Regions from separate parts of the Homo sapiens genome. Here region 1 is linked to region 2. A link is a loop called in an ENCODE intact Hi-C map of the cell type or tissue named here. Cell type or tissue: heart right ventricle. All regions are shown on one strand. Each heading gives the region's core, and the rest is flanking DNA. Links, peaks and the distances in the headings are about the cores only.

What was found. Hi-C counts contacts between places; a loop is a spot of excess contacts. Peaks named below come from ENCODE experiments on the same cell type or tissue, not always from the same donor. Only the 100,000 strongest peaks of a DNase experiment are listed, where the experiment ranks them.
Region 1: it touches region 2 in a loop (3-fold over the local background); 6 of 110 quality-filtered maps call a loop at or near these places.

What each region holds. Positions count from the first base shown.
Region 1 is chr6:81,614,540-81,620,048 of GRCh38, forward strand. No RefSeq gene overlaps it. Among named protein-coding and RNA genes, the nearest start is that of TENT5A, 140 kb to the right of the region's middle. In heart right ventricle, for the core only: no CTCF peak of the experiment used is centred there; no DNase peak of the experiment used is centred there.
Region 2 is chr6:81,744,941-81,750,449 of GRCh38, forward strand. TENT5A (terminal nucleotidyltransferase 5A) reads right to left here. Exons shown (of 3, transcript NM_017633.3): 3 at 790-5,509. The coding sequence ends at 4,755. Among named protein-coding and RNA genes, the nearest start is that of TENT5A, 5.0 kb to the right of the region's middle. In heart right ventricle, for the core only: no CTCF peak of the experiment used is centred there; no DNase peak of the experiment used is centred there; H3K4me3 peaks cover 2,426 bases; H3K27ac peaks cover 1,646 bases.

The DNA.
Region 1 (5,509 bases), core at 1,508-4,007, 130 kb before region 2:
CCTGCTCACTGCAGCTGGGGTGGCTTGGAAAGCACAAAGATATGCAAACAGTGGAAAGTCAACAATCAAAGAATGATGTTAGGGATCTCCAGGGTGGAATTAGGAGGTACAATAGGAAGTGTTTATGTACAAAAGGAAATTTTGTAAATGATTTTGATGTTGATCATGGGATCTCAATATTTTATATTTATTAGAAAATAAAGTGTGTAAAAGTGGAAAAAATTAACAAATGCTCTGTGGCTCTGTAGTCAGGACCGTACTATCTTAAATGTTAAACTTACAAATAATGTTATGTAGGTAAAGTCTTCAATTTTAGAAGTTTGTTGTTTTTGTTATTTACAGATTTCAACAATATAGAGCTCATGATTAGTGTATACGTTTTAATTGTGCATTCAAAGGGATTGCATGATCTTCTGAAATTTCTGGAATCACTTCATTATTTCACAGATTCTATATTAAATTATTGGATAATAGGCAATGCAGTATAACTTAGGTTTGAAAATTACCTTGAATCTATTTCACATTGAAGGCATGGTTTAATTTAAAATAAGAAAATGATATAAGACATTAGCATCAATATACATTCTGCCAGATGTGTCAGAAAAACGGTTCAGTATAAGTACCTCATTTAAATTTTCAACCATTAATCCAGATGTTTGGCATGGCATCAAACATACAATTTGACCAAATAATTGATCCCTTTTGAAAATGATTAGGTTCTTTAAGACATATAAATTCTGATTATTTATTTAACTTCAGTGTCATATATCTACATGATAAAAATTTCTTAACCATATTTTTCTGCATAGAAATGTATTCGGGGACTTTAAATTATTTGGCTTTTAATGCATACATGACTCTACATTTTACTTTATTCTGTAGATCCAGTCTCTATTTCTTTCACTATATACAATGGATATGGTGGTGTTTACTAAGCATTAAAAACGTGGTGTGTTAATTACTATAACATAAAATTATTTTCATATTAAATATTGGGTAGAAATTAGCATCTCTAGTTCTATTTTCATCAGGTCATTTCCTCTGGCTTTGATGACCGCTATTAAATATTTAAGCCATGTGCTTCAAGTTCCCTAATAAACAGCCACTGTCTAAAATTCCCTACAAAAATTCATTAGTGGCCTTTAAAAATAACTATTAATAAAATGTCAATAGGCTTAAACTTTACTGAGCCTGAGTTTTGCTCTTTGTTATCATTCCAAATCCAATTTGACTTTCGCTCCTCTCAGGCAAAAAGCCTCATTCATTTCTTTTTTGCAGAACTCTATCAATATGTTACTCTTAGCTATAATGTAACCAGTGCAGTCAGTTTGTAGTTCATCAATGAAAGAAGTCGTTTATTCATTTCATAAAAATGATTTATGGATGAGAACTTTAAGTCCACAGTAAGGCAAAAATAAGAGAATAACAGTCCAGGCCATGAATGCAGGTGTTGTTTAAAACTCTCCAGTGCTTTGTACATAAAGAAAACTTTTACATGCTGTAAGAGATTTCACATGTTTTGCTAAGTGGGTTTAGATTATGCCTTGAAGAATACTGTTTCTCAGTTCCAAATTTCCAATAAATATCTATGTTCACTTGGGGTAAGAAAGAAAAAAATGAGTTTTTTCTTTTTATGGCACAAATAGTGCTAAAAGCATCTGTAGTTGTCAACTTGAAATTAAAACAAAAAATCTGTTTGCATATGACAAGCTTAAATCAACTCCAAATTATGTCCAAATTGGGCAGAGCCCAGATTTTGTCACCATGGTCCCAACATTTCAGTTTCGATTAAGAGCAGACTCGTGTTCTACCATGTTTCTTCAAAGAGCCACTTCGCTATTTTTCAGCTGCTACAAAAGAAATTATTGGTCAGACACGGTGGCTCACTTCTGTAATCCCAAGGCTTTGGGAAGCTGAGGCCAGAGGATTGCTTGAGATCAGGGGTTTGAGACCAGCCTGAGCAACATAGCATGACCCTGTCTTTACACTTAGTTTTTTAAAAAATAGCTATACATGGTGGCACGGACCTAGCTATTTGGGAGGCTGAGGTGGGAGGATCACTTGAGCCCAGGAGTTGGAGGCTGCAGTGAGCTTTAATTGTGCCACTGCACTCTAGCTTGGGTGACAGAGCAAGACACTGTAGCTAAAATAAAATTAAAAAAAAAAAAAACAAATAAATCATGACTAATATTAATTACTGTCATACAATTCCAAGACATAGAGCTTTCCTAAGCACAGAAATGAATTTCCTCAGTTCTTAAAAAAGATAAGTAATATAATGTTTTATTTAAAAAATCTATGTTAATATGTATGTCACAAATAACATAATATATTACACTTTTCACATTAATAAATTGTTTATATAATACCGAATAGGACTTAGATACTTGGGAAAACTTTCATTTAGAAAACTATTTTCTTTTACATACAAACATGCCACACACACACCAAAATAAAGTCAAAAAACAGAAAGTAAATTTGATCATTGTCTAAGGATAAAAGTCTAGATTTAACACATTCTAAGAAACATGGCCACATCTGAAGGCAAAGTGACATTCTTTCTATTAACAGAGAAAGAAATAAAATAACTGAACCCTAAGGCAATAACCTGAAAATGACCCAAAAGTCTTTGCAATCTTTGCTCAGGAATATGAGAACCAAAAGGAATTCACCAACCCACCTATCCTTTAACAAAGGCAGGTGGTACACAGTAACCTGACTTCAGTGTGTTTCCTCCTCTACTTACTCACATATAGAGAAGAAAAATAAGTTGTCATTTGAGATAACCTGGAGTAGTGGAAAGTATAGGTTTTATATGAGTCTTTGTATCAATTATTTACTTCAGGGATTGTGAGGATTTGCAACAGCACGGAAGATTCTAGCAAATACTAAGAACTCAAGAAATACTTACCTAAACTCCAAAATGCTACATTCATTCATTCATTCACTTATTCCTTAATAATTAGATAATATGCAATTGAGAATAATAAATTAGTTTTTCTAATTATAATTAATATAATTTGTTATATTAGTTAGGATGTGATGCTGCAATAAAAAAAAAATAGACCCCAATATTTCAGTAGCTGAAAACAACAGACTTTTATTTCTTGCTTGTTATAGACCTGTTCATTCAGAAAAGTGAGGCAACTTCTCTACACAGTCTTTCAGAATCCAGGTTGTCAGCAGTTATACCATCTTCATACATGGCTGTTAAGATCACCCTAACAGCTGCTATTCCAGCTGACTGGAAGAGAAAAGAGAATAGAGAAGCACATGGGAGATTTTTACAGACCAGCCGTGGAACCCAGATTCTATTCATTATAATTGAGTCCGCAACTAATGCAAAAGAGACTGGGGAATACACTGAACTATGTGTCTGAAGCAACAGACATCAGATTTGGATCTCTGGCTCATCAAGTTTGGAAAGAAAGAAAACAAAAACTATAAATATCTTTTGAACTAAAATTCTAAATTTTTGGTTATATTGCAGTAAGAAGAAAATGAATATTTTCTGCAATAGTACTAATTATTATTAGTAATATGACTGGCAAACATACATGCACAAGCACTAAATGTTTGTGAGGTATGTGCTCAAGAGTCTGTGTAACAGGGAAGTACAATGGTTAGGAATTGTACTTGGTTAGAGTTGCTAACCAAGTTATGGTGAGAGGTTGGGTAAATTAGCCAACTTATTCTAGTGTCAATCATCTTCATCTGTAAAACAAAAATAGTAATCCTACCTACTTCATTAGGACGCAATGTGGATTAATTGGGTTACGCATAAAGCAATTAGAACAAGTCATGGGACATAGTCAGTGCTCCACAAGTTGGCACTGTTATTACAGTCAACACAGTGAATGCTTTGCCCATAGAGCCTCTATTTTAATTCCTTGCTACAACCATTTTCACTTTTTTCTTTTCTTTTTTTTTTTTTTTTTTTGAGACAGAGTCTCCTCGCTCTGTTGCCAGTCTGGAGTACAGTGGCACGATCTCGGCCCACTGCAACCTCCGCCTACCAGGTTCAAGCGATTATCCTGCCTCAGCTTCCCAAGTAGCTGGGATTACAAGTGCACACCACCACGCCCAGCTAATTTTTGTATTTTTATTAGAGACAGGGTTTCACCATGTTGGCCAGGATGGTCTCAATCATTTTCACTTCTTTTAAGCACAAGGAATTGTAAATGAAATGCAAGGGGTTTCAATTCCAGTTCAATTAGCCAGTGGGTTCAGTGTTTTGTTTTGTTTTGTTTTGTTTTTTTCAAGTCCCTTTTCATTTATAAGGCCAAATGACAATCTCAAAGATGAATGAAAACCACTAGAGGCAGTAAGTAGCACATTCAAGCCGGTCACTCATATATTTCTCACCTTACCTCAGTCCTTCTAACTAGGAAGGAATTGTTGAACTGAAAGCAGAGTAGAGGAAGGAGATTGTGTGGGTAAGCAGAGATATTTTGGCACTCCCGGGGGTCTAAGCAAATAGTTGTTCCAAGGTGCTGCATGGGATAAAGGAGCTGGGGGATAGTGTAAGATTGAGCCACCATGCTGATGATGGGAGAAAGTCTATGATCACCCTTGACAGGATGTAAAAGATGTCCACGCACAGCAGCTCACAAACAGCAGGCACTGGAATTACACATTCCTTGGCACTGCCACATATGTTAATAGCCAGTTGTATCTGTCGGTCACTGTCAATCAGAAAACCTCAGTCTGAACTCTCCGCTCCTCTCTCTTTTTTGTTGTTGCTCTTTTTAACAGCTTTATTGAGATATAATCCACCCGCCTTTAAATTCACCTTTTAAAAAAAGTAGACAATTCAGTGGTTTTAATATATTCCCAGAATTGTGAAATCGCCACCACTATCTAATTCCAGAAAGTTTCATTACCTGAAAAGAAATCATGCAACTGTTAGCAATCACTCCCTATAGCCCCTGGCAACCACTAATCTATCTCAATGAATTTGCTTATTCTGGATTTTTATATAAATAGATTAATATATATGTGGCCTTTTGTGACTGGCTTATTTTGCTTAGCATAATTTTTTAAGGTTCATCCATGTCAGAGCATATATCAGCATTTCATTCCTTGTTATGGCTAAATAATATTTCATTGTATGGATACACCACTTTTGTTTATCTGCTCATCACTTGGATATTTGGGTTGTTTCCATTTATTGGATACTGTGAATAATATTGCTATAAACATTCATATATAAATTTTTATGTGGACATTTTTCTTGGGAGCATGCCTAGGATTGAGGTTGCTTGGTCATATGGTAACTCCATGATTAATTTTGGGGCATTGCCAAACTGTTTTCTAAAGGAGTTGCATGAATTTGCATTCACACCAGCAATGTATGAGGGTTCCAGTGTCTCCACATCTTCACCAATGCTTGTTATTGTCTGTCTTTTTTTCATTATAGCCATCCTAGTGTGTTTGATGTAGTCTCTCATTGTGGTTTTAATTTTATTTCTCTAATGACAATGATGTTGAAATATTTTATGTACATATT
Region 2 (5,509 bases), core at 1,406-3,905:
CAGACTCGGTGTCAAGCATGCATTCTATTCAAGATCAAGACTTTAAGTGGTTTTTACAACCACATGTATATCCTATAGTAGCCTGGGCTTACCAAATTCTCATACTACTAGCATTGAGACCATCTCCAAAATTACACTAAGAAAAATTTTAATTAATACATAAATGTATGCCCCCTAGCAATTTGAATAGGTGAGGTTACATTAAATGCTAGACAAAAGGGTGATTTCCTTGCACCCAACACACACACACACACACACACACACACACACACACACAGAACATACTAGATCTTTTGATTGCTCTTCCTTCTCTATACTTCCTCTTTCAATTCCTGGCCACCAATTCCTCTCACCCCAACGTAAAAACTCTGAATAACACTATAGAGCCTCGAACAGAATCTATATAACCACTGATGAAATCACAGCCCTAAGGCTACTCAGGAAGACCAAGGCTCACGCAGAGCTACTAGAGCCCTACAGCCTACTAGAGCCATGAGTCTCTACTGATATCGGAAAACAGTTCTGACTTCTGGTCACTTAACACTGCTAAATTGATACCCAGACAAAAAAATTGTTGGCATCTATTAGCTAGATGCTTTTGGAGCTAACTGAGCCAGTCAGAGATGGGCTGACTGACAGCTGGATGTTTTCATTTATTGTGCTTCAATCAGAAAGTGGCTGAAGGCTACTCTTCTCTATGTACCGCTCTGCCTTTTCTAAAGGACGTGGGTTGGGATTCAAAGGACATGGTCTTTAGTCAATACAGACATTGTAGACAGCAAACACAAATCAATAGAAAAAAATAACTTTTTTATTTACAAAAAAATCCAAATATTGGATGCTGTAAACAAAATTCACAATCTGTTCCCTCTAGCACTGATTCAAACATGTCAGTTTTTTAGTCCATTTTCCATCAACTCCTTTTCTGCCTGTGACGCAGCCTATAGTCAAAATATTCCAAAAGAGTGACCCAAGGTGCAGCTTGCTGCAACAGAACACCTCAAAGCAGGCATGATTGTAGAGAGGTTGGAGGGAGAGACAGCCAGCAGGCAGAGCCTCCTCCGTTCTGCAAGGCTTTGCAGCAAGTCTCGTTAACTTGACATCTTCCAACTTTGTACTTTACCATTTGCTTTGTTAGAAAGCCATTATTTTAACAAAATATAACATAGAGATTCTTTCTTAGCACTGAAAATGCTATGCTAAAAGAAATTTTAAAGAAAGATTATATTCAAATAGATGCTATATATGAAATTACTTTTTTTGGCTTTTTGGTTTCACCTAACACACTTCATCTTCAACAACAACAAAAAAGCTTATTTTTGAACTGACAGCTTTCAACATAATACATTTCATTTACAAAATAGTTCACAATATTTATTTAACAAGCGTTGCATTGAAAACAACTTTATGCACAGTGAAGCAACCAACAATAAGCAAACAGAAAGGGGTGGTAAAAACAGTACGTTCACTTTTCATTTCCTTCCTTGGTTTGGATTACACATATTCTTCCATCCTTGCATTTTTGGAGCTACATTATTAGTCCATCCAATACCAAAGTGAGCAGATACTTGATCCCATTTCTGGAAAGGAAATGTCCATCTTGGTGTAGGAGTTCTTGAGGCAGCTGGATTTACTGCAAATTAAGTAAACCTTTAAAAACGGCATTGTCACAGGCTATGTGTTCTCTGACATGCCAGGCTGGACAGGTGAGAAGAGCCTCCAAAAGACAAAACTTCTTCCTGGTTTAAAGAAACAGCACACTAGGCCAGATAAACACAAAAGGAAACAAATCACAGGCGCTAATAGGGAGTCGGGAGCTGTTCTTTTCTCTGACCTATACACATGGCTCTCTCTCACCAGACATTCAAATTTTTAGGCCGCACATCCACAAAGAGAGACATATATTTCACTGTGTGTTCAACTACATATGCACAAGACTATAGTACACACAAAATAGAAATAAATTATATAAGTCTTAAAGTAAATGCTAGAAGTTGTCTTGAGTACAGCCTGTTCTATATGAATAGGTGCCAGGTGCTGGCACTTCCAACTAAGCTACCAACCCTGAAGTAAGCAAGAAAAGAATATAAATATTTAAGAAAATAAATCAAAGTGTATTTCAAATAAGGCTCTTCCAAACAAAAATCTGTGTTATAAATTAACAGCAGGTTATTGTTATGGCAGAGTCAGAGACCTCCAGACTCTTTAAAATAGTAGACGACTCATTTGTCAAGAGTTAGGGTAAGAAAGCAGATCACCAGCTGCTCCTGTGTTCACAAGTGCTCCCCTAGTTTTCTTTCAGAAAACTTTGAAACAACTAAGCAGGCGGAGCTCTGGTTTCTGATAGGTGAGTGCCAGGCTTAATCTGCAAACTGAACAATGTTTCCTGGGAAGTTGCAATTAATTTTTCAAACCCAGGGCTTAAGTGAGGGAGACTGAGCCAAGATGGTAGTAGGAGGAGTTCCTTAGAAAACTGAGTGGCAGTGCAGCGGCTGTTGCAGCTCTGACAGAATTCACAAGGAAGCTGCTACAGCAAACCCATCAGGTTCCCATTAAGGCTTCAAAGAAAGATGCACAAAAGGTAGTCCAGACGGATTAACCTGGATTAACCTAGCACTAAGCATCTGAGGATCCCTAGATAAACAAACAAACAAATTATACTGCCAACAGGAGGATATTTTTTTCTCCCGTGGTCTCTCTTTAACTGATGATGAAAATCTTCTAATTGGGTCTTCGAGGAATTATCATAGCAAGCAGTCATCCACTAAGGTTGTGGAGATTATGTGGTTGTTTCACAACACAAAGGGAAGGTTCTTATGTGTTAGTTTTGTTTTGTTTTTAACAAATGCATTTTCAGAGACCAGTATCTAGAGGAACTACTGGCTAGGAGAAAGGGTGGTTTTAGGATTAGCTGTTATTGAACTGAAATAGTAATGCCAGTTCATTTCACAAAGGTATAACTGGTATTTTTGTAAGAAAGAAAATAAAGTTGGATTTGATTTAATGGAAAGCGATTTAAAGTACAGTACTAAATATTTAAATGCAGTGTGACAACCAGATCAAAGATGTTTCATATTGACATGATTTATAAAATGTTATATATAATATATATCTCATATATAAATTTTAAGCAATTGTGCAAATATTCTGTAAAAAGGGTCATTTCACATTACTAAATTCTAGTGGTCCAGAAATGCAGAATGCATTCATTAAAATTCATTTAAACATTAGCAAGTAGTGTTTAGATCACCGGAAATCCTTTTTAGCAGTCAGGGATTTAAGTAGCCTATTACTGATCCATGATCCACTAGATTAAACATCATAGAGGAATGCAATTTTTTTTTTAATAAATGGGTTCCAACTGTCAAAATGGCAGTTCAATATAAAAAAGAGTGCTCTGCCAAACAAATATTCTCCCATTTGTGGAATTTTATGGCTCACCAAAGAAAAAAAAAAAAAGAAAAAAAAATCCCACTAAAACAGTATAATTTCTGCTCTTCCTATGAAATATATTACTTGGTTCCCTCCTTCATTTAATTTTTTTAGATGTGGATTTAATTCATCATTGCAATATGCCCACGTCTCATGTTATCCTGTTGAAAACATAAAAACACACAGTATTTAAACATTTCCTATTTGAGACATTATTCTAGATCATAGTCAATCTACTGTGTATATATACATATAAAATGTATATATAAAATGTATATATACACACACACATATAATTTATACACACATACACATGTACCTATGATAATATCAGATCAACAAATGTTAACTTTATACAAGTATTTGCAAGAAAAAATAGGGCATTTTCTCCACCATTCACAAGCTTATGTTATTTTCTTCTTGAGGCAGTCCCTGATAAAATAAAATAATCATTAAACCATAAAATAATTTTGCCACTTCAAATTTTCAGAAGGCAACAGGCACTTTGATGTATATTGGTGTGTAACAAATATAATCTCTCTTCATATAGTCTACTATATCTCTTCTAATTGGGTATTTTTATCTGTTAAATCTTTGGTCCTTGAGCACACTTTCTTTGTTACAGCTGTTTTTGCTTGCATTTTTACATTTTAAAAATGTGATCTATGCACGCAGCTGGAATTAATGGATTGTGTCATCATAAGTTCTGCTGATTGTTACGAGAACTGCACCAACCTACTACTGTTCATTTGGAGCAAGCCGTTTGTTAGCAAAACAAGATCATTCCACAGAAAGCACTTGCTACAAGCCTCAGACAGTAATCCCAACGTTGGAGTTCCCCTTTTTCCTGTATTGTTACTATTAATATCTGAACTCCTAAACTGATTCACAAGTTGGAGTGAGACCTTTTTTCCTCCGTATTTTCCCTTTTATGAATTCCATCTTAAAAGAAACTTTCCACTTTTTTTTTTCCTATGGCAAAGCTATGGGAGCAGATACAGCAAACCCATATTGTCATCACACATTTCTTCTCTTGTATCAGGAGAACCTGGTTGCTTCTAATGACAGGTCTCTCTTTTTTTGCAGGATAGAATCCAATTGGGTAGGAGAATAAGAGAAGGGAAAAGGATCCTTTCGAGATCATGCTCCCACATCTATTAAAAGATACATAAGCTTTGCCAAACTTAAAACCAGGAGCATATCATCATTGCACAAAACACATCCCTAATAAGGGCTGGATCACTCTTTTTTTTTTCTTTTTTTTTTTTTTCTCTCCTGTCTTGTCTGAAATGGCTTCCCCACAGGACATTTTTAAATGATTCTTAATTGCAGGGTAGCCAAGTGGAGTAGGTCTGTTGCTGGCACGTGAATACTGGCTGAACCTGTGCAATGTAGTAATTGCTAAAGTTGGCATCTGCTACATAGGGGGCTGGCTGGTAATAGCAAGTGACATTAGCCACATTAGGAATGACATTTTGGTCAGCTAACACCCGGATAGCCAGCATGGTGATAAGGTTTAAAGTCTGTCTTCTTTCATGTCCCATCAGGCACACTGTGCTCTCATTTACCACTCCATGAAGGGTCATGAGATACTCATACTTGCGGTCTTCCAATCCCACAAAGTGGTTCTGCAAATAGGACTCCAGTTTTCTCTGCTGCTCTCCAATGTCTGAGAAGTCGATGAAAAACCTGGAACACATATACCTTTGAAGGGTCTTGATTTCATCAGAGGCGGGCCTAAAGCCCCTCACCAAGAGGTTGCAGTACTTAAGCAGGCCTCCCCCTCGGATTTCCTCTGGGTTCCTGGTGGCAATGATCTTGTTACAAAGGTGATCAAAGGCTTCCTGGAAATCGCCATAGACGCTCTCCCCGATTATTGTGGGGTGAAATGTCTCAGTCATTGGGTTCTCTGAACATTCATAAAAGAGCAGAAGAGAGTCTAATTTGATTTGAAAAGAATCTACACTGAATTCAAACTGCCTCCGGAGGGAATCCACAAATTTCAGTTCCACATTTTTGCCACTGTTGTTTGACAGGGATATAAGACTCCATCGGTCAGAGTCATTGCACACTTTAA